Regions from separate parts of the Homo sapiens genome. Here all the other regions are linked to region 5. A link is a contact called in ENCODE Hi-C or POLR2A ChIA-PET data. All regions are on one chromosome and are shown on one strand. The core of a region is the stretch at or near the end of the contact, and the rest is flanking DNA. Distances in the headings are between cores, read along the strand shown. Region 1 holds the start of CFL1 (cofilin 1). Region 2 holds the start of TUT1 (terminal uridylyl transferase 1, U6 snRNA-specific). Region 3 holds the start of ZBTB3 (zinc finger and BTB domain containing 3). Region 4 holds the start of GANAB (glucosidase II alpha subunit). Region 5 holds the start of ESRRA (estrogen related receptor alpha). Region 6 holds the start of CSKMT (citrate synthase lysine methyltransferase). Region 7 holds the start of HNRNPUL2 (heterogeneous nuclear ribonucleoprotein U like 2).

What was found. Hi-C counts contacts between places; a loop is a spot of excess contacts on that map. ChIA-PET counts read pairs that join two places held with the same protein, here RNA polymerase II (POLR2A). Pooled maps may share reads with other maps.
Region 1: a loop to region 5 is called in a pooled map, with 16 times the contacts of the local background. The contact joins the promoter of CFL1 here to the promoter of ESRRA in region 5. A Hi-C loop is called at or near these places in 1 of 168 maps with a recorded cell type or tissue (naive thymus-derived CD4-positive, alpha-beta T cell), 1 of 37 single-sample maps with no recorded cell type and 6 of 50 pooled maps. POLR2A ChIA-PET finds 5 or more read pairs at or near these places in 3 of 52 experiments (CD4-positive, alpha-beta T cell, Panc1 and activated naive CD4-positive, alpha-beta T cell).
Region 2: a pooled map shows a loop between it and region 5 (8-fold over the local background). The contact joins the promoter of TUT1 here to the promoter of ESRRA in region 5. A Hi-C loop is called at or near these places in 6 of 50 pooled maps. POLR2A ChIA-PET finds 5 or more read pairs at or near these places in 3 of 52 experiments (CD4-positive, alpha-beta T cell, Caco-2 and GM12878).
Region 3: a pooled map shows a loop between it and region 5 (12-fold over the local background). The contact joins the promoter of ZBTB3 here to the promoter of ESRRA in region 5. A Hi-C loop is called at or near these places in 6 of 50 pooled maps. POLR2A ChIA-PET finds 5 or more read pairs at or near these places in 3 of 52 experiments (CD4-positive, alpha-beta T cell, GM12878 and activated B cell).
Region 4: a pooled map shows a loop between it and region 5 (6-fold over the local background). The contact joins the promoter of GANAB here to the promoter of ESRRA in region 5. A Hi-C loop is called at or near these places in 4 of 50 pooled maps. POLR2A ChIA-PET finds 5 or more read pairs at or near these places in 4 of 52 experiments (BJ, CD4-positive, alpha-beta T cell, K562 and 1 more).
Region 6: a loop to region 5 is called in a pooled map, with 5 times the contacts of the local background. The contact joins the promoter of CSKMT here to the promoter of ESRRA in region 5. A Hi-C loop is called at or near these places in 1 of 50 pooled maps. POLR2A ChIA-PET finds 5 or more read pairs at or near these places in 5 of 52 experiments (BJ, CD4-positive, alpha-beta T cell, Caco-2 and 2 more).
Region 7: a loop to region 5 is called in a pooled map, with 10 times the contacts of the local background. The contact joins the promoter of HNRNPUL2 here to the promoter of ESRRA in region 5. A Hi-C loop is called at or near these places in 1 of 37 single-sample maps with no recorded cell type and 7 of 50 pooled maps. POLR2A ChIA-PET finds 5 or more read pairs at or near these places in 1 of 52 experiments (CD4-positive, alpha-beta T cell).

What each region holds. Positions count from the first base shown.
Region 1 is chr11:65,856,930-65,859,629 of GRCh38, reverse strand. CFL1 (cofilin 1) reads left to right here and starts at 1,450. Exons shown (of 4, transcript NM_005507.3): 1 at 1,450-1,533. The coding sequence starts at 1,531. RefSeq lists silencers at 1-74, 1,485-1,884 and enhancers at 245-334, 895-964, 1,355-1,404, 1,338-1,878.
Region 2 is chr11:62,590,223-62,592,922 of GRCh38, reverse strand. It overlaps TUT1 (terminal uridylyl transferase 1, U6 snRNA-specific), which reads left to right and starts at 1,400. Exons shown (of 9, transcript NM_022830.3): 1 at 1,400-1,519. The coding sequence starts at 1,438. RefSeq lists enhancers at 1,249-1,478, 895-1,590.
Region 3 is chr11:62,752,747-62,755,446 of GRCh38, reverse strand. ZBTB3 (zinc finger and BTB domain containing 3) reads left to right here and starts at 1,287. Exons shown (of 2, transcript NM_001370809.1): 1 at 1,287-1,483; 2 at 1,732-2,700. The coding sequence starts at 1,783. RefSeq lists enhancers at 1-876, 1,757-2,634.
Region 4 is chr11:62,645,234-62,648,016 of GRCh38, reverse strand. GANAB (glucosidase II alpha subunit) reads left to right here and starts at 1,404. Exons shown (of 24, transcript NM_198334.3): 1 at 1,404-1,455. The coding sequence starts at 1,418. INTS5 (integrator complex subunit 5) reads left to right here. Exons shown (of 2, transcript NM_030628.2): 2 at 1-1,169. The coding sequence ends at 997. RefSeq lists a silencer at 1,233-1,312 and enhancers at 1,923-2,082, 2,398-2,783.
Region 5 is chr11:64,304,083-64,306,782 of GRCh38, reverse strand. It overlaps ESRRA (estrogen related receptor alpha), which reads right to left and starts at 1,259. Exons shown (of 7, transcript NM_004451.5): 1 at 1,047-1,259. CATSPERZ (catsper channel auxiliary subunit zeta) reads right to left here. Exons shown (of 5, transcript NM_001039496.2): 5 at 2,013-2,240. The coding sequence ends at 2,137. KCNK4-CATSPERZ (KCNK4-CATSPERZ readthrough (NMD candidate)) reads right to left here. Exons shown (of 11, transcript NR_133662.1): 11 at 2,014-2,240. RefSeq lists an enhancer at 563-632 and a silencer at 1,043-1,552.
Region 6 is chr11:62,663,978-62,666,677 of GRCh38, reverse strand. CSKMT (citrate synthase lysine methyltransferase) reads right to left here and starts at 1,366. Exons shown (of 3, transcript NM_001043229.2): 1 at 1,346-1,366; 2 at 732-1,031; 3 at 1-282. The coding sequence starts at 798. It overlaps LBHD1 (LBH domain containing 1), which reads left to right. Exons shown (of 7, transcript NM_024099.5): 5 at 1,705-1,829. It overlaps C11orf98 (chromosome 11 open reading frame 98), which reads left to right and starts at 1,468. Exons shown (of 4, transcript NM_001286086.2): 1 at 1,468-1,547; 2 at 1,705-1,829. The coding sequence starts at 1,509. SNORA57 (small nucleolar RNA, H/ACA box 57) reads right to left here and starts at 1,256; the gene lies at 1,108-1,256. RefSeq lists enhancers at 19-118, 139-188, 239-348, 1,019-1,248.
Region 7 is chr11:62,726,183-62,728,882 of GRCh38, reverse strand. It overlaps HNRNPUL2 (heterogeneous nuclear ribonucleoprotein U like 2), which reads left to right and starts at 1,426. Exons shown (of 14, transcript NM_001079559.3): 1 at 1,426-2,264. The coding sequence starts at 1,727. It overlaps TTC9C (tetratricopeptide repeat domain 9C), which reads right to left and starts at 397. Exons shown (of 3, transcript NM_173810.4): 1 at 1-397. The coding sequence starts at 34. It overlaps HNRNPUL2-BSCL2 (HNRNPUL2-BSCL2 readthrough (NMD candidate)), which reads left to right and starts at 1,499. Exons shown (of 24, transcript NR_037946.1): 1 at 1,499-2,264. RefSeq lists enhancers at 16-125, 516-715, 966-1,015 and silencers at 1,276-1,435, 1,606-1,985.

The sequences.
Region 1 (2,700 bases), core at 201-2,700, 1.6 Mb before region 5:
CGCCCCTCAGGACTGTGCCTAGCCCACGGCGCAGTAGCCCCAGCCAAGCTAAATTGGACCAATGGGCTCCGGCTCCCGCCTCCCGCCCGCCGCGGCCTTATAAGGAGCCTCAAGCCGGCTGTCGGGCTGGCCCCGCCCCCTCGAGTCTCTTGTCCTAATAAGGACATCTAGGGCATCCCGCGGCTGGGGGCGGGCGAGAGCGCGTCTCCAGGGTAACTGCGAAGCCCCCCTCTCTCTCCCCGTTGCTCTTGGAAACTCTAAGGCTCAGAAAAGGGGGCGCTAGCCTCATATTCATGTAGGGTCGCTCGCGGGAGGCGGGGTCAAGCTGCTGTCTCCACCTGGAGCGCCGGGAGTCCGGGCGGGGGCGGTGCTGTGGAATGTCCCCGACTACAACCCCCGGTATGCTCTGCAAGGTACCCCACTCCCAGGCATCGCTCTCCGTTTACACCCTTAATTCCGTTTATAGGATTAGGGCCCCCAGTTCCCTTTCTGGGTTTGCCTCTGACTTGTTTGCGACCCAGTCTTTTCCTGCAGAGTGTGAGGCTGTGGTCACTGTTCTAGAACAACAAAATCATCCCGGAGTCCCCCGCTCGTTTCTTTTTTTTTTTAAGGCATATACTACCACAGAACTTGTCTCAGTTTTGCGGATGTTAGAATAACCATGTACCTGGCTATCAACTCGAGAGCTGGGTTCAAGTCTGGTTTAATATCTATTTCTTCTCATTGGCACGTAAAGGCATGTAAAGAAGCCTTGAATTGAATGCACAAACCCTCGTCTTTACCCTTTAACGCCTCATGACTTTGCCAAACATCTTTAAACAAGAACAAAGCTCTCAGAGATTTCCTTGTACCTTTCCCCTGTGCCTTTTCCTCCTATTCTTGTTTTACTGACGTTGGACATGGCCTTTTTTCAGGAGACGAGAGTGGCTTTACACATGCAGAGTACTAGTGTTTATCCGACTGACGACGCCTTCATACTTGTGATTTCCTTTGCTTTAGGTCGGGATTCCAGGCTAATCAATAGTTGCTTCGATTCAGAAATGCAAAACCCTAACCTCACTCAAAAATTTCAGGCCAAGGGATCCAGATAATACCAGATGGGTCTTAAGAAAGCCGTTTTGCTGTGGGATAAAGAGCCGCTTAGTCGGGGATCGTTTTCGGGTCATTTTACTGAGCGCCGCCTCGCCGGGCTCAGAGCGGTTCCTGGGAAATTGGACCAATGGGCTCGCGCTGCGCGCTGCGGTGCCGCCCAGGACCTGGGCCTACATTTCCCTACATGCACTGCAGCTCGGAGCCGGCCGGCGGGAAGACTCCGTTACCCAGCGAGCGAGGCGGCGGCGCAGGGCCAGCGGACTCCATTTCCCGTCGGCTCGCGGTGGGAGCGCCGGAAGCCCGCCCCACCCCTCATTGTGCGGCTCCTACTAAACGGAAGGGGCCGGGAGAGGCCGCGTTCAGTCGGGTCCCGGCAGCGGCTGCAGCGCTCTCGTCTTCTGCGGCTCTCGGTGCCCTCTCCTTTTCGTTTCCGGAAACATGGTGAGCGGCAGGCCACGGCGCCTGAGGGAGGCGGCTGCGGGTCGGTCGCCTGCGCGCGGGAAGCGACTGGGGAGCGACGTCCGCACCCCCTCCCCCAGCGCCCCGGGCGGGATGAGGGTCTCGCACGAAGGGGCGGGCGGTGCCGGAATGCGCGTGCGCGCCCGTGGGCGCCGGGGAGGGCCGGTCTGGACGTCGCTCGCGCTCCGCCTGGGCTCCCCTCCCCCACCCGCTGGTGCGCCCGCGCGGACACCGGCCGCGGGGGGAGGGGTTCGGGGCGCGCGCTGGGGCGCCCCTCGCGGAACGGCCGGCGTCGCGCCTTTCTTCTTAGGGGCGCGCTCTCGACTGGAGCATGCGGCGTCCAAACCCGGCCCGGGGGCGGCGAGGAAAAAGCGCGCGAGAGGTCTCGGCGCGCGCGCCCCACCCAAGGCTGTTCCTGTCTGCGCGTCACCCTCCCTCGGCAGCCGGGTCCGTCTCGGGAGCAGGTGGCAGGGATGCCTGCGCCCGGGAGGGGCGGGTGCTGGCGCGGCGAGGGGTGATGCTGGGAAGACGGGGTCCCGGTTGGGGCGTGGGTGCCTGCGATTAAGGCCTTGCACCGCAAGGCTTGGAGGGGGCATCGCAGAGACCGCGGCCCGTTCGGGAGCGCATCTAACGAGCTGCGTTCTCACCCGTGCATCGGGCGAGGGCTGGAACGGCGCTGTCTGTCGGCGCGTGCGCGCACGCTCAGGCCCGGCCGCCGGTGCCGAAGCCCTGGGCCAGCGAGGCCTTCCCGGATGGGCCTGAGTGAGGGTGGAGCCGAGTTTAGGGAAGTGACCCAGGCGGGCACCGCCCGGAAACCACCCCGCCCCCTGTATACGGCCCGAGGGCTGAGAAAACCGAAGGTTATGTAGCTTGCCCAGGCTCCTGCCTGCAGGAGATGGGTCTGATACACCCGTTGTTTTAGGGCGATTCCACAGGGTTAGGGACCTGGAGATGCTGCTGCCTCTCGGATACGCGTTTCTGCATTGGTGAGGGGGCCGGGCCCAGCCGATCTCCTGTCCCCGCCCACTCCGGATGCGGCCGAGTCACGTGGCCGGCTTCTTCTGCAGTTCCGGGGAGTTTGGGGGACCAGATTTACCTTGGATTGCCCCTCCCTCTCCTGGCTCGGGCACCCCGAAGCACGACGCAGAG
Region 2 (2,700 bases), core at 151-2,650, 1.7 Mb after region 5:
CCATAGGAAAGGGGAATGGGGGTGTTTCTTCCTCTGTTTCCCACCTCTTACTCCCCTCTCCCTTTTGTTTAAGGAATTCTGGAAGTTGCTAGCAGCCAGGGTAACATGTATACCCCCTTGGGGGTGGTGGTGGGGTTATAGGAGGATCCCCTCACCTAGCTGTGTGGTGTATTTGGCAGACGAGAATTCTACCACTGAACCACCCTAGCACCTCTGGGTGTATGTGTACAGCCTGCTGCTTCAGGATCCTCAAGGCCAGTCTCGATGATATCCCGATCCACTGTAGCACTGTTTCCTGCCTTAAAGGTTTGGGACACTGAGATTAGATGCCTGAGCTGGGCCCATTAGAAGGAACACCTTAGGATAGAGAACAAGAAGTTCAGCCTGCTGTGTGCTCCTTGGGCACTTCCTTTAGAGATGGGAAACGGCCTCAACAGTTGTGACTTGTTCAAGGTCAAAGACCTTGGTGTCTGCCTTAGGTCCACTGCTCTTTGCGCCATTCAAAGCTGTGGGCTGATAACCACAGCACAAGCTGCTGAGCCCATCTGATAGTTCTCTCCACCTCGTTATGGTCCCTGTCCCTAGGGCATCCCCAGCTCCCCGTAGTCCCTCCCTGTCCTGAGCCTACACCTCGGCGGCGTTGGGATGAACTGACAATTATACCAGGAGGGGGTTGACAGCATTCGCCCCCTCCAGTGTCTAAACTCAGTTACTGGCACTCGGTTTTGTCTTGTCGCACTGCTCTGAGGTGCGCCAGTAGCTCTGGCGCCTCCGGCGTACACCACGCAGCCCACTACTGCGGAAGGAATGGGCCTGGCTCCAGGACCTCGTGGAGTCCGGAAGGTGCCCGGTGGTGGCAGAGCTCCCCAACCAGGGCTAGAAGCCGTCGCAGAACACCCGTTTTGCGGGAGGACAGGGGGCGGAGGGAGGGAGTAACAGCCCTGAAAAGGTTGGAAGTCCAGGGACAGCCCTGGGCTCCGTGGGGCAAAGAATTGGAAGCCGCCGATCCTCCGCCTTTATTCGTCGGGTAAATAAGGGTCGAGGGTACAGACGCACGGGTGTCTACTGCGGGGTGAAGGAGCTGCCGCAAGATGCCACCCGGCGCCGGCCTTTGTGGCTGCTGTCATGAATATTCACGATGCTTTGGGCCAATCAACGTCTGAACAGCTTAAAGCACACCAATCGGCTTACCGCATGCAGATAAGCATCGTAACGCGCCGCTTTTCCTGAAACGGGCGGGGACTGGACAGCGGCTAGAAACGGAACCCAGAGTCGAAGGAGCTTGGTTTCCGGAGGAGTGTGTCCGCGCAATTGAACGACTTTATGTCACTTCCTATCGGATCGGCGGAAGTTGCTTCCGAGCGCGTTGAGCTTTGGCGAAGTGGGTTCCGGTGGTGGCAGAGGTGCTTGTGTTTTTGTCGGTACAGGAGAGTCGCTATGGCGGCGGTGGATTCGGATGTCGAATCGCTGCCGCGTGGGGGGTTCCGCTGCTGCCTCTGCCACGTTACTACAGCCAACCGTAAGCGGTGGCTAGTGAGGGACCCGGGGGTGGTTGCGGGCTTTCGTCTTTTGATCCTGGCGAAAGTTAGGGTTATAGGTAGTCAGTCGTTCTTGTCAAGTTGATTGGTAGGGTCTCTCACCTCCGTTTTTCTCTGCAAGTCCGAGGGGATTTGGAGAGTCGGGAAAGTTCCACCACATTACACTCCTCAGTATATGAAATCTCCACAACGCAAGTTTAATTGTTTTATTACTTCTTTAACCATCATCTATTGGACATATGCTCTGTGCCTGGTATTCTGCTGATCTTTAGGGTGGGGGAGGGGGGTTCAGAGATGAAGGAGCTCACCGTCTAGAGAATGAGAAAGTTTCAATGCTTTATAGATATGTTCGGAGAACTGTGGGACCACAGAGAATTAGTAACTAAATCAGAGAAGCCCTACAGAGGACCTACTCAAAGGAGGGGATGGATGAAATAGGTGTGGCATGAATGACTAGACCATAAGGTACCAGTGAGGAAGAGACAGAAGATGGGTTTGGAAAAATAGACAAGGTTCTTGTATGACACACAAGGGGTTCACTGTAACTTCAAATTCCACTTTTTTTTTTTTTTTGAGACAAGGTCTTGCTCTGTCACCCAGGCTGCAGTGCGGTGGTGTGATCTTGGCTCACTGCAGCCTCAACCTCCCGGGCTCAAACCATACCCCTGGCTAGCCTCCCAAGTAGTTGAGTCTACAGGTGTGCACCACCATACTTGGCTAATTTCTTTTTTCTTTTTTTTTTTTTTTTGAGACAGAGTCTCACTCTGTCACCCAGGCTGGAGTGCAGTGGCACGATCTTGGCTCACTGCAAGCTCCACCTCCTGGGTTCACCCCATTCTCCTGCCTCAGCCTCCCGTGTAGCCGGGACTACAGGCACCCGCCACCACGCCCGGCTAATTTTTTGTATTTTTTAGTAGAGACGAGGTTTCACCATGTTAGTCAGGATGGTCTCGATCTCCTGACCTCGTGACCCGCCCGCCTCGGCCTCCCAAAGTGCCGGGATTACAGGCCTGAGCCACCGCGCCCGGCCTACTTGGCAAATTTTTTAGTTTTTTGTAGAGATGGGTTTTCACCATGTTGCCTAGGCTGGTCTCCAATTCCTGGCCTCAAGCGATCTTCCCATCTTGGCCTCCCAAAGTGCTGGGATTACAGGCGTGAGCCA
Region 3 (2,700 bases), core at 38-2,537, 1.6 Mb after region 5:
ACCCCATTCTTACCCTTCCTACCAGCACCTGCTCAGCACGCTCTGGAAACAAAGAACACTCTATCCTCTCACTGTAAATTGACTGTAGAGTCCAGGCTAGGGACACCACGACATCATCCCTGTAGCTGCTAGTTCTTTCATGCCATCACTGAGCCGGGAGCCCCGGAAACTTAGCTTGGAGGAGTGGAGCAGTAGGGCATCTTAAAATGTTTTTTTGTTTGTTTGTTTTAGATGGAGTTTTGCTCTGTCTCCCAGGCTGGAGTGCAGTGGCGCTATCTTGGCTCACTGCAACCTCTGCCTCCTGGGTTCAAGAGATTCTCCTGCCTCAGCCTCCCTAGAAGCTGGGATTTCAGGCACGCGCCACCATGCCCAGCTGATTTTTGTATTTTTAGTAGAGATGGGGTTTCACTATGTTGGCCAGGCTGCTCTTGAACTCCGGACCTCAAGTGATCTGCCCGTCTCAGCCTCCCAAACTGCTGGGATTAAAGGCGTGAGCCACCGAACCCGGCAAATCTTAGAATTTTTGAGAGGAAGGGACCTTCAAGAGACAAACGCAGTTCAGGGACGTGGGGCTATTGCCCACAGTCACCAGTTGGTTCTCTTTTTTTGGGGGGGTGGGGGGATAGGGTCTTACTCTGTCGCCCAGGCTGGAGTGCAGTGGCACGATCTTGACTCACTGCAACCTCCGCCTCCCGGGTTCAAGTGATTCTCCTGCTTCAGCCTCCCCAGTAGCTGGGATTACAGGCGCGCGCCCCCAAGACCTGCTAATTTTTGTATTTTTAGTAGAGACGGGGTTTCAGCATGTTGGCCAGGCTGGTATCGAACTCCTGACCCCAAGTGATCCGCCCTCCTCGGCCTCCCAGAGTCCTGGGATTACAGGCGTGAAGCACTGCGCCTGGCCTAGTTGGTTCTCTTTTTCCCTGTCAGCCTGTAGCGGGAGTGGCTTGCTGTCAGCTCGGGTCCGACACTGCAGGGTTCCCGACCTCCAGCCTCGCCAGGAGAGCGCCGCGTTCAGCGACTCGGAGCCGGGTACCTCCTGCCTGCTGGATTAGGTAGAAGGAGAAGCTCAGCCAATCCTGAGGGCTCGGAGGCAAGGAAGGCGGGACGAAGAGGAAAAGTTGAGGACAGGAGCGTCACCCAATCCAACGCCTGACTGCAAAAGCGATGGCGGCGAGCACCCAATTGTAGACGGCAGTTAGAGGGAGGATGGTTAGTGGAGAGCGGACCAATCCGTGACAGGGGAGGGCAATCTTAAGCCAATTAAAGCTGAGAAGGTGGGAAGGGGCGGAGCTCGCCCTGTGGCTGCTCGGTGGTGGGTGAGGTATCAGCTTTCTCCGCTAGTTCCCACCCTGGTAGTCCTTAGCCCCTGGAATGCGTGAGGGAGATGCTTAGGGAGTTCTCGAAGTGGGGCGTAGAGGCATCGCCTGGCAAGGCCTGGGAGCGAAAAAGATCTCTACTTCGTGGAGCCGTTGGACGCTACCGGGTGGGCATCAAGGAAGCGGAGGGTGGCTAAGGGGCGGGACTTCCGGGGGCAGGGCTTATCGGACGGGGGTGGGGCCTGTTCTAAGGTTAGGCCGAGGTGGGCGGAGCTAATGGGAGAGCTTTGGGTGTGACCTAGGAGAAAGAAGGGCAGTAACTTAAGCGATTGTTTTGGAGTGGCAAGTGATAGTTAAGGGCTGATAAGGTTGCTGGGGAGGTTACCTGTCTTAACTCACTGCCCTTTTTTCTCAGGGAGCCACTGGTGGGGACCTTTTTTGGGCCCCCTTTCCTTCGTGGGGTACTATGGAGTTCCCAGAACACAGTCAGCAGCTGCTGCAGAGCCTCCGGGAGCAGCGGTCCCAGGGTTTCCTTTGTGACTGCACCGTGATGGTGGGTAGTACCCAGTTCTTGGCCCATCGGGCTGTGCTGGCCTCCTGCAGCCCATTCTTCCAGCTTTTCTACAAGGAGCGGGAATTGGACAAGAGGGATCTGGTGTGTATTCACAATGAAATTGTCACAGCCCCAGCCTTTGGGCTGCTTCTGGACTTTATGTATGCTGGCCAGCTGACCCTGAGAGGGGATACCCCTGTGGAGGATGTGCTGGCAGCTGCCAGCTACTTGCACATGAATGACATCGTCAAGGTGTGTAAGCGGCGGCTTCAAGCCCGGGCCCTGGCAGAGGCAGACAGTACCAAGAAGGAGGAGGAAACCAACTCACAGCTTCCTAGTTTGGAGTTTTTGTCTAGTACTTCCCGTGGCACCCAACCTTCGTTGGCATCTGCTGAGACATCAGGCCACTGGGGCAAAGGGGAATGGAAAGGCTCTGCTGCTCCCTCACCTACTGTCCGTCCTCCAGATGAGCCACCAATGTCTAGTGGGGCTGACACTACACAGCCTGGCATGGAGGTTGACGCACCACATCTGCGGGCACCTCATCCACCAGTGGCTGATGTCTCTCTTGCCAGCCCTAGTAGCTCCACTGAGACCATTCCTACAAACTACTTCTCTTCTGGCATCTCAGCAGTTTCATTGGAGCCACTGCCATCTCTTGATGTGGGTCCTGAGAGTCTGAGGGTGGTGGAACCAAAGGATCCTGGAGGACCACTGCAAGGCTTCTATCCCCCAGCCTCAGCCCCAACGTCAGCCCCAGCCCCTGTCTCAGCTCCAGTTCCATCCCAGGCTCCAGCCCCAGCTGAAGCTGAGCTGGTCCAGGTGAAAGTT
Region 4 (2,783 bases), core at 155-2,654, 1.7 Mb after region 5:
CCTGCAGCTGCTGGTTGAAGGAGCCTTACATCGAGGCAACACAGAACTGTTTGGTGGGCAAGTAGATGGGGACAATGAGACTCTCTCAGTTGTTTCAGCTTCTTTGGCTTCTGCCTCCCTGTTGGACACTAACCGGAGGCACACTGCAGCTGTGCCAGGTCCTGGAGGGATTTGGTCAGTTTTCCATGCTGGAGTCATCGGCCGTGGCTTAAAGCCACCCAAGTTTGTCCAGTCACGAAATCAGCAGGAAGTGATCTATAACACCCAGAGCCTCCTCAGCCTCCTGGTTCACTGCTGCAGTGCCCCAGGGGGCACTGAATGTGGGGAATGCTGGGGGGCACCCATCTTGAGTCCAGAGGCAGCCAAAGCAGTGGCAGTGACCTTGGTGGAGAGTGTGTGTCCCGATGCAGCTGGTGCAGAGCTGGCCTGGCCCCCCGAGGAACACGCCCGGGCCACCGTGGAGCGGGATCTCCGCATTGGCCGGCGCTTCCGCGAACAGCCCCTGCTCTTTGAGCTGTTAAAGCTGGTAGCAGCTGCACCCCCAGCCCTGTGCTACTGTTCCGTGCTGCTTCGGGGGCTGCTGGCCGCCCTCTTGGGCCATTGGGAAGCCTCTCGCCACCCTGACACGACCCACTCCCCCTGGCACCTGGAGGCATCCTGCACCTTAGTGGCTGTCATGGCTGAGGGAAGCCTCCTGCCTCCGGCCCTGGGTAATATGCATGAAGTATTTAGCCAACTGGCACCTTTCGAGGTGCGTCTGCTGCTGCTCAGTGTCTGGGGTTTTCTCCGGGAGCATGGGCCCTTGCCTCAGAAGTTCATCTTCCAATCAGAGCGGGGTCGCTTCATTCGGGACTTCTCCAGGGAGGGTGGAGGTGAGGGTGGACCCCATCTGGCTGTGCTGCACAGTGTCCTCCACCGCAACATCGACCGCCTAGGTCTTTTCTCTGGCCGTTTCCAGGCACCTTCACCGTCCACTCTCCTTCGACAGGGGACGTAGCCTTTTCTTGCTCTGGAAGCCCAGGGAGGTTGAGCAGTGAGAGAGGGAAGGGACTAACGTGCTCCGGAAGGGTGGAGGTTTCTCTTCTAAGTCCTTGGTCTAAAGAGCGCTGTCACTTTTTTCTCTCCCACTTTTTTTTTTCTAAATAAAATTTGCCAACTTGAGAAAACCAGTCCAGTGCTTCTGTCATGCTGAGAGCGTGCAAAGTCTGACAGCGCCTGGCTCTGGACGTTCCCGCCCCTGGCCTGAAGCCCCGCCCCCTGCGATAATTTGGAGTGCGCACTCTACCAATGAGACAGCTGCCCGGCGGCGCTCAGGTCGAACCAATCATAAGGCCGGAAGGGGCGGGAACTAGGATACGTGGCTGAGCGCGCGCGATGGGGCGGGAGGTTTGGGGTCAAGGAGCAAACTCTGCACAAGATGGCGGCGGTAGCGGCAGTGGCGGCGCGTAGGAGGCGGTGAGGAGCCCGGAATCTGGGGGCGCGCCCGGGACGCCCCCAGATCCCCCAAGTCCCATTCCACTCCTTCCTGTGTGTCTCTTGACACTCTGCCACCCCCGGCCTCGTGAGGAACCTTTGTTCCTCTGGAGGCGGCCTCAGACGCCTCCGGTCTCCCCGTGGTAGATCCGAGCGACGCTGGGGGCCTTGCCTGTGGGGCTCCGGGCTCCCGCCCGGCGGTTTAGTAAAGCCACAGCTGTGCGTCTTTCTTGGTCTTGGCCGCTCTCAGCCGCCGCCCTCCTTTGGCTGCTTGCGGCGGTCAACGTCGCCGCCCCCTTCCTGCAGTGCGCGGGGTCGTCGGGGCGGGGGAAAAGATGCGGCCTGGCCTCGGGGAATGCAGCCTGCGGCCCCGCGGCCCCTCGGCTGAGCTGGAAGCACCGGGCCAGCAGTTAAGCCTGTACTACCCTTCTGGCTCTACCCTGTAGAGCTCCGAATCCTCCTCTGCCCTTGTCTTCACGTGAGCACCAGCTCTGGCTTAGTTCAGTGTCCACGGTCGCTGGGCACGGCCCAGGGTCCAGTAAGCTCACGGCGTGGATGGTGTTGCTCAAACACAACATGTAATCGAATGGCTTGGTCCACGCTCTCGGGTTTATATTACTGGGGAAAAAAAAAGATTCGAAACATATCACCAGTGCCACAAATGTTTACTAGGACCTAACGGATATACTGGGGTGGGGTAGGCGTGTACTCTCCAAAGCGATGAAGAAAGCGTGGATCATAAACTCAGTTCCCTCGGAGCCTGTGATCTGAAACAATAAATGCGTGCAACTTGCCCTGCAGCTTATTCCTGACTTTGGCCTATGAACACCTCTCTTGGGGTGGTCAAGGCCGCCGTGAATTCCTTAGGGCCCTCCAACAGGTCATATCTGAAAGATGCTTTAGGAATCCTATCTCCATTGGCATCTTTCCGAACCAATTTTACAGACTGTGCAAATAGGGCCCCAGAGGGTATTTAACTCACTGTACGTCTTTTTTTTTTTTTTTTGAGAGACAGAGTCTCGCTCTGTTGCCCAGGCTGGAGTGCAGTGGCGAGATCTCGGCTCACTGCAAGCTCCGCCTCCTGGGTTCACGCCATTCTCCTGCCTCAGCCTCCCGAGTAGCTGGGACTACAGGCACCCGCCACCACGCCTGGCTATTTTTTTGTATTTTTAGTAGAGACGGGGTTTCACTATGTTGGTGAGGATGATCTCGATCTCTTGACCTCGTGATCCACCCGCCTCGGCCTCCCAAAGTGCTGGGATTACAGGCGTGAGCCACCGCGCCCGGCCTCAACTCACTGTACTTCTATT
Region 5 (2,700 bases), core at 10-2,509:
GACCCTGCCCTCATCTGGGTATTCTGCATTGGAGAGCAGACCCAAGGCCAGTGGACGTGCTCACACCGAGTTCACACACTCCACTCACCGGGGTGCTCAGGAGCCCCACAAGCCCACGCAGGCTCGCTCTCTGCTGAGGGCTTTCACACTTGCACCGGCCTTCCCAAACCCGTGCTCACTCCTGCTCACACTTGTGCTCACACACTTCTCCTGGAGCGCACACCCCATCCACGAACTCAGTCAAGGCTCATGATCACACACACTCTCACTAGGTCTCCCCACATCCACACGCACAGGCACGGACTCATGAAAACACCTCCAGAGCTTTTCACACCTGACACGCGGCTGCCCTCCTGCCCCAGCATGCCGGTCCCAGGCACACGGCGGGCGCCGCTCCACCTCCTCGCGACCAGCCTGCAGGTCCACTCTTATACTCCCGCTGTCGCAGAGGCCGCCACCTCCCGGGGCGCCGCGTCCCGCCCCCAACCTGCGCACACCTTTGGGAAGTTGCCTAAAGTTGCTACGCCTCCCCCTCCCCGCCCGCGGGAGACCTCTACCAGGTTATCAGGAAGTAAGTGGGGAGAGCCAAGGAGGAGGAAGTTCTCCCCTGCCGGTGCGATGACCTTTGACCCAGAGAGGAGGGTGGCCCCAGGCCCCTTCGAGCGCCCCCACGTGGTCTTCAGAGCCCCTTCCCAGACATAGAGCCCTCCCCGTCTTCCACCCCGGCCAGCCCCAGGGACTTCGGCAAATGCGGGATTGAACCCTGCCCCGGAGCGGGCTGGATCGGAGGCCCAACCCTGACCCGAGTCAGGACCCGCAGCCAGAGCCAGATCCTGCCCCAGGCCGGCCCACCAGGACTCGGACGCCGGATCCCGCCTGAACCCTGACCAGTCCGACCCTCGACTGGGTCCCAACCGTGGCCCGGACTGGCCCCAGAGTCGGACCCCGCCTGCAGCCCGCCCCGCCCGCCTCCCTGCCGCGCTCGCACATGGCCCCCGCGCCCCGCCCGCCCACCCCCGCGGCAGCGCTCCCCTCCGCCCCCGGACCTGGGGCTCCGGCAGCGCGGTCGGGCAGGCATGGGGGCCGAGCGGCCCGGAGTGCCGGAGTGAGCCGGGGGCCGCGGGCGGCCCCTCCTCCGCCGCCTCCTCGGGCCGCGCCGCCCCACCGCGCCGCGTCCCCTCACTCGGCGGCGCCGCCGGCTGCTTGTAGGACACAAAAGGACATCGCGGCCGCTTCCTACTCCGCTTCCTCCAGCTGACAGCGGGGGTGGGGCCGGCCGTGCGCATGCAAAGCAGGGGGCGGGGCCCGGGGTCCTATGCTAATCAGACCAGCGGGGCGGGCGGCGCCTGCGCGCCCGGACGAGTCGGGGCGGAGCCGGCAGCGCCAGTGGGCGGGCCTTCGTGCAGGTCCCGCCCCGCAGCCCGCCGAGCCACTGCGGCGCACATGCGTACGCGGCCCCTGGGAGGGGCGGGGCCGGAGACGCGGAGGGCGGGGACAATAGAGCCGAGAGCAAGTGGGGCCAGAAGCGCTCTTTCGTAACGGAGGAGGCGGGGCTTGCTGCGCGCGAGAGGAGTGGGCGAGGCGGTGCAGGCTGCAGTCGCGGAGCCAAGAGACCACTTACAGATGAAAACGCAAGGGCGGGACGAGCGGAGAGGCTGGACCTGCTACCTATGCTTGAGGGGCGGAGCCTAGCGCGCCGTCGCGAGGAGGGAGGTGCTGCCCCGTTCCCCCTACCCCCTTCCCCCAAAGCGACACCAACTGAGCACTCGAACCGTAGACCCAGTAGCCCCACAGAGCTGCGGAACTCGGGGTGGGTGAAGCCGACTTAAAACATGCAATAAGTCCTGGATTGCGAGTCCCGGAAGGTAGGGCCGATAGGGCCCGGACGGAGAAAGCTCAAGGTCACTGCGGTGACCGAATGAAGGTCACTGCGGTGACCGAATGAAGGTCACGGGGAAGGGCGGGGCCACGTGCGTCCGCCTCACGCGGGCTGTCCTGCACTGACTCACGGACCATGCATCGACTCTTTTATTTCTTTAGGACTCAAATTCCACTCGGATGGGGTCAGGCTTGGGTCTGGGGACCGGGCTGGCACGGGGCTGGTTCGGGTCGCTGCTCGAGCCCAAGGTGGCGTTTTTAATTCACGTACAGCCTCTTGCTCCGGCGCTTCTTGAGCCCTTCGATGTATCGCTGCAGCTCCTTAGTCAGGAAGTGGTCCCTGCCGATCCCTAACTGGTAGCCTAGGAGGAGGGCAGAGCTCGGCTCAGGGCAGTGAGCAACCGAAAGGTCTCCCCACCAGGGGGCGCCGCATGTGTGATTCGAGGAACCGCAGATGATTCGAGGTAGCAGTAGCGCAGGGCACTCAGGTCTGTGTTAGCCTGGGGAACTTTGCATCTCTAAGGGTGCTGAGTGTTAAGGTGGAGGATGGATGAGGTCAAGGCTAGGGAAGAGGTTGCAGGCCTGAACTAGGGCGGTGGTAGCGAGCAGTTTGCCCACCTTCTGGACCAGCCACCCACTCTAAGCCATCAGCTGGCCCTTTATCACCGCTGGGCTTTCCTACCACAGCAGCAAAAGTTCACCCACATAATCCACTGTCCAAAGGCTCCTCACAACTCCCCAACCAGAGGCAGTCGAGGCCACACCAAGGCGGTCATCCCACTGTGCAGGTGGAGAAACAGCCACAGAAAAGCCTCCCTCAGC
Region 6 (2,700 bases), core at 117-2,616, 1.6 Mb after region 5:
TCATGTGGGCCACAGCCACAGGAGAAAAGTCCACCCCCAGCACATCCACTGGGTGTGGAGATTTGGTGTAGAGGCCTGTACATAGGCTGGAAGTCCCACAGCCCACATCCAGCACTCGCAGAGGACTGGCAGCCTGTGCCTCCTGCAGCAATGGCAGTAGGAGCCCCTGGACTTCGTCGTATCCAAAGAACCAGTCGAAGGTGGGGACAGTGCCCAAACGAGGCTGGGCATGCAGCCGATCCCAGAGACAGCGGTCCGCCAGGCAACTATCAGCCAGTGAGCCTGTGGGCACGGTTGGAGGGTGTCACTTGGTCTATGTCGCCACTGCAAAAACGTCGTATATACACACTGGCGTCTTTTTTTTTTTTGAGACAGGGTCTCACTCTGTGACCCAGGGTTGAGTACAGTAGCACAATGATGGCTCACTGAAGCCTCCACCTCAGCCTCCTGAGTAGCTAGGACTATAGGCGCCATCGTGCCCGGTTAATTTTTTTTGTAGACAGGGTCTCGCTATGTTGCCCTAGGTTGGTCTCGAACTCCTGGGCCAAGCGATCTGCCCGCCTCGGCCTGGCAAAGTGTTAGCATTACAGCCGTGAGCCACCACGCACGGCCCACCGTAGGGTTTGAGAATCACAATTTCAGGGACTACACTCCTGACTCACGAGGAACCCACCTTACCCTCCCCACTCTGCCCCCACCTTGCCCTCTCCACTCTGCCCCCACCTCCCTACCCGCAAAGGGGCGGCACGTCCCCATCATCAGGCTCGGCAAGTGGAGCATTCGACGCAGCGCGGCCATCTGGAGATTCGGGTAAGTTCGACCAGAGAAGCTTATGTGAAGCGTCCACCCTACTCCAGCCGGAGAGGCCTGAGGTCCAGGGGAAGATCTGCAAATTCCGCGTAGCGAAAGGCGGCGTACAGCTTCCCCGAACTCTGCAGTCCCGGAAAAAAGAACGCGGACACAGACTATGGTAGGAACGGCCTTTATTGGCTGCAGCGGGAAGTGGAGGAGGGTATACAGCGTCCGCAGACCTGAAATCAAATGAGAAAGTGTGAGCACCCCGATGGAGGAGCCAGCTGGATCTCGGTTGTCCTTCTCCGAGATTCCCGGTGTCCCGGCGTTTGAGGATAGAACCAGCGGATGGGAAGCCGCCAGCACCGAAGACATGACGCCGAGGGGGCCAGAGCCCTTTCCCTCTTCCTCCGTACATTACGGGGAGCGGCACCACAAGCCCGATCCCCGCCAAGAAAAGGAGGGTCCTGAGACCCCGCCCAGAGCCTTCCACCCGGCACCCCCACCACTCCCGGCCGCCCAATCTGGCTACTACAGCTAAAACCACACTTACTAGCTCACCACCCTCCGAAAGGCCTCCCGCACCGCGGAGCTCCTTTATATAGCCCGAGGACCCGCCCCCGAGTTGCGATTGGCCCGCGGAAGGCCGGGGCGGAGCCCCGCGGATCCGGCGCTGAGCGGAAGTACGGACCGTGAACTGGAGTGGAATCGCGACTATGGGAGCTCCGGGGGGAAAGATCAACCGGCCCCGAACGGTGACTGTGTGGGGGCCGCGACTTTGTTTCCTCAAGCGTTCCTGAGCCCTTTTATCTCGCACGAGATGGGATCAGTGAGGGGCCGGGGCTGCCTGGTGGAGGGGCCCCGGGTCGCGGCGAGCCCACTCCATCTGATTCGCATCTTTCTCCCCGGCAGGAGCTGAAGAAGAAGCTGTTCAAACGCCGGCGGGTGTTGAATCGGGAGCGGCGTCTGAGGCACCGGGTGGTCGGGGCTGTGATAGACCAAGGGCTGATCACGCGGCACCACCTCAAGAAGCGGGCGTAAGTACTAGACCCTCTTCCTGTTGGTCGTCCCCACCGAGTCTTCCTTCCTCCCTGCAGAGCTCCGGAGCAGCTTCACCTCTCAGCTCACCTTGTGCACTGACGCTTATGCGGGGAATGTCTGTCGGCTGTTAGTTCCTAAGCTCTGATAGCCTCTCACAATACCTGTAGCAGACAACCTTTCTTTGGGTTTTGGATTCTGTTAAGAATCTCAGGAAAGCCGGGGATGGTGGCTCATACCTGTAATCCCAGCACTTTGGGGGGCTGAGGTGGGCGGATCACCTGAGGTCGGGAGTTCGAGACCAGCCTGACCAACATGGTGAAACCCCGTTTTTGCTAAAAATACAAAAATTAGCCAGGCGTTGTGGCCGGCACCTGTAGTCCCAGCTACACGGGAGGCTGAGGCAGGAGAATTGCTTGAACCTGGGAGGCGGAGGTTGCAGTGAGCCGAGATCACGCCACTGCACTCCAGCCTGGGCCACAGAGTGAGACTCCGTCTCAAAAAAAAAAAAAAAAAAAAAAGAATATCAGGAAATCTGTTGGCTCTCCATTCTCCAAGTAATGTTATACATTCACACAGATTTTTATAAGTAAACTTATTTTTACATACAGAAAAGTGCACACATAGGCGCATAAAACTCGAAGAATTTTCCCAAAGGCACTCATAGGATTTCACTTGTAAGTTTCAAGGCCTCCTGTGTCTTGAGGAAGAGTTCCCATCCCATTAATTACTTTCTGTGTCCTTTTTTTTTTTTTTTTTTTTTTTCCTCTTTTTTGAGACAGAGTCTCCCTCTGTTGCCCAGGCTGGAGTGAAGTGGCATGATCTCGGCTCACTGCAACCCCTGCCTCCTGGGTTTAAGCTATTCTCTTG
Region 7 (2,700 bases), core at 177-2,676, 1.6 Mb after region 5:
TGTACAGCTGAGCCTCCTGCAGACGCTTCTCCATAACTGTCGCCCACGGTTCTTGCGGAACTGGGAAGTGAAGGAGCAAGTGAAGCTCTGGGGTTGGGAGCAAAATAACTGACAGTAGCAGCCAATTTAAGGAGGCAGGAAATTACCCTTCTTCCTGGAGAGTCCCCCCACAGGGACCTGCGGTTTGCTTGTTTCTACTGAAAGCCCCACCTCTCCTTTCTGCAGTCTTTTTCTCAAGAAGTGCAGGCAAGTAGTAAGGAAAGGGATGTGGGAATAATGAAGCCCAACATTAAGTGACTTCCTAAAGAGGCGATGTGGGGGTGGATGAGACTTTCCGAAGAACTCAAGCAAGGCCCTACTCAGGAATTGTTGCGGGCGTGAGAACGCCTGGGACACTGGCTTCCGCCTTTCTATTGGACCCGCCCCCCCCCGACCTGGAAGTAGAAGGGAGTGGGCGGGACTAGTGCTAAAACTCCAGAGGGCTTCAAGCAATTCTAACTCTTCTTCCTTATTCAACATTTATTTGTTGACGTCAATAAATAAACTGGGAAGCCGAGGTGAACCACCAGCGACACTGAGGTGTCCACATAAGCGTCACAGCTGCAAGCCCACCCGGCGCCGTGACCAGTTCCTCGCCCTCTGCAGATGCCCAAACCTGGAAGTCTCCTGGGCTTCGGTTTACCAGCAGGAGCAAGGAGAGGAAAGGGTCAGAGATGCGTACAGTTTGGTATCTTGAGGGTCGCGCGCATTGCGCCACACCACCCAATCAGAAGAGGCTCCGGAAAAATAATCCCGCAGAAACGACCCCGCCTCCTCAGCGGACCAACCTGGGAAAAAAAAAAAAAAAAAATTCCCCTGGCAGCTTCGCCAATTGGAAAAATCCGGACGATCACGGATGACCAATCGGAACGGCAAATGACGATTCAAGTTGTCCAATAAGAGAAAAAGGGCGGGTTCAAGGGCCTCTGTTGCTGGGTAGAAGTTGAGGCGTTGAGGAAAAAGGAGGGCCCGGATTACAGTATTTCTTCGTTCTGGGGAGCCCTTTTGCTTCCTAGCCAGAAAAACAATTGCTACTAGGCTTACATGTTGCAACACATTCTCTAATGACTTTTTTTTTGTCGTTACTGCTGCAAGCACAGACAGTAGGGAAAAGAGGCTAGCGACCCCTAAAACGCCACAGCAAATGGAAGTCAGACGGAAGTAAGGGTGGTGGGAGGGGCATGGCATCGGGGAGCTCCGGGCGGCTGCGCAGAACTCCCCGGCTGGAAGTACTGAAAGACCGGCGCGCACACGCTTCCGTGCTACGAGGCACTTGAGCTGCAGCCAGCCTTGCCCGTCTTGGACTCCACTGCGGCTGCGCGATAAAAGCACCGGCGGCGATTGGCCCGGGGGCGCCAGAGGGCGGGAGGAAGCGGGAGGAACTCCGTCGTCCTCCGCGCGCGCCTGCCCGCGGCTGGGGAACCAAGGGCCTGGAGGGGAAACAGCTCCCTGCTGCGTTGTTTTGGGCTCCGTGAGCCGAAAGGGGGAGGGGAGACGAAGGAGAAGCAAACACTGCGCAGCGGGACCGTGCGCGGCCTCCGCTCCTGCGTGCGTGCGCTCGCTCGCGCGGGCTCAGTGCTGGCGCGTGAGGCGGAGGCGGGCGGCGGCGGCGGCGCCTGCGCGGTCGGACTCGGTCGACGGTTCGCAGGGGAGGAGGCGGCGGGAGGCGGAGGAGGCGGCGGCGGCGATGGAGGTGAAGCGGCTGAAAGTGACCGAGCTGCGGTCGGAGCTGCAGCGGCGGGGCCTGGACTCGCGCGGCCTCAAGGTGGATCTGGCGCAGCGGCTGCAGGAGGCGCTGGACGCCGAGATGCTCGAGGACGAGGCCGGCGGCGGCGGGGCCGGGCCCGGCGGGGCCTGCAAGGCGGAGCCTCGGCCTGTGGCCGCGTCGGGCGGCGGCCCGGGCGGGGACGAGGAGGAGGACGAAGAGGAGGAGGAGGAGGACGAGGAGGCGCTGCTTGAGGACGAGGACGAGGAGCCACCCCCTGCTCAAGCCTTGGGTCAGGCCGCGCAGCCGCCGCCGGAGCCCCCGGAGGCGGCAGCCATGGAGGCCGCGGCCGAGCCAGATGCTTCCGAGAAGCCGGCGGAGGCCACGGCCGGGTCAGGCGGGGTAAATGGTGGCGAAGAGCAGGGCCTCGGCAAGAGGGAGGAAGACGAACCCGAGGAGCGGAGCGGGGACGAGACGCCGGGATCCGAGGTGCCGGGTGACAAGGCCGCCGAGGAACAGGGTGAGGAGCTGGCAGCCGAGCCCGGCTCCAACCTGCCGGCTGCGCCCCTGATCTAGCACCCCGCCCTGCACCGCAGGGTCCGAGTCCTTGTTCTCGCTTGCCTCAAAGTGCCATTTGATGGAACTCCTTTCATTCTCTACCCACCTTTCTGAGGGGTTAGGCCGCCTCTCGTGGCCCTACTCTTTGCAGGAGGAAGGTTCCTGCCTAACTTGGTTCCTTGGTGATAGTGGATGGCAGTGAGTGATTTTGCATGCGAACTACTTGTGAGCTACCTGTGGAACAGTCTCCCACGGTGCTTGTTATATTTTTCTTAGCTGAGAAAGTGCTAAGCAATTGGGGATTACACGGAGAACTAGGCCCACAGTTAGAGGGTCAGGTCTTTGGGCTACCTGACCTAACTTTTTCGCCGTAAAAATGTTAAGCAAAAATCGAAGTC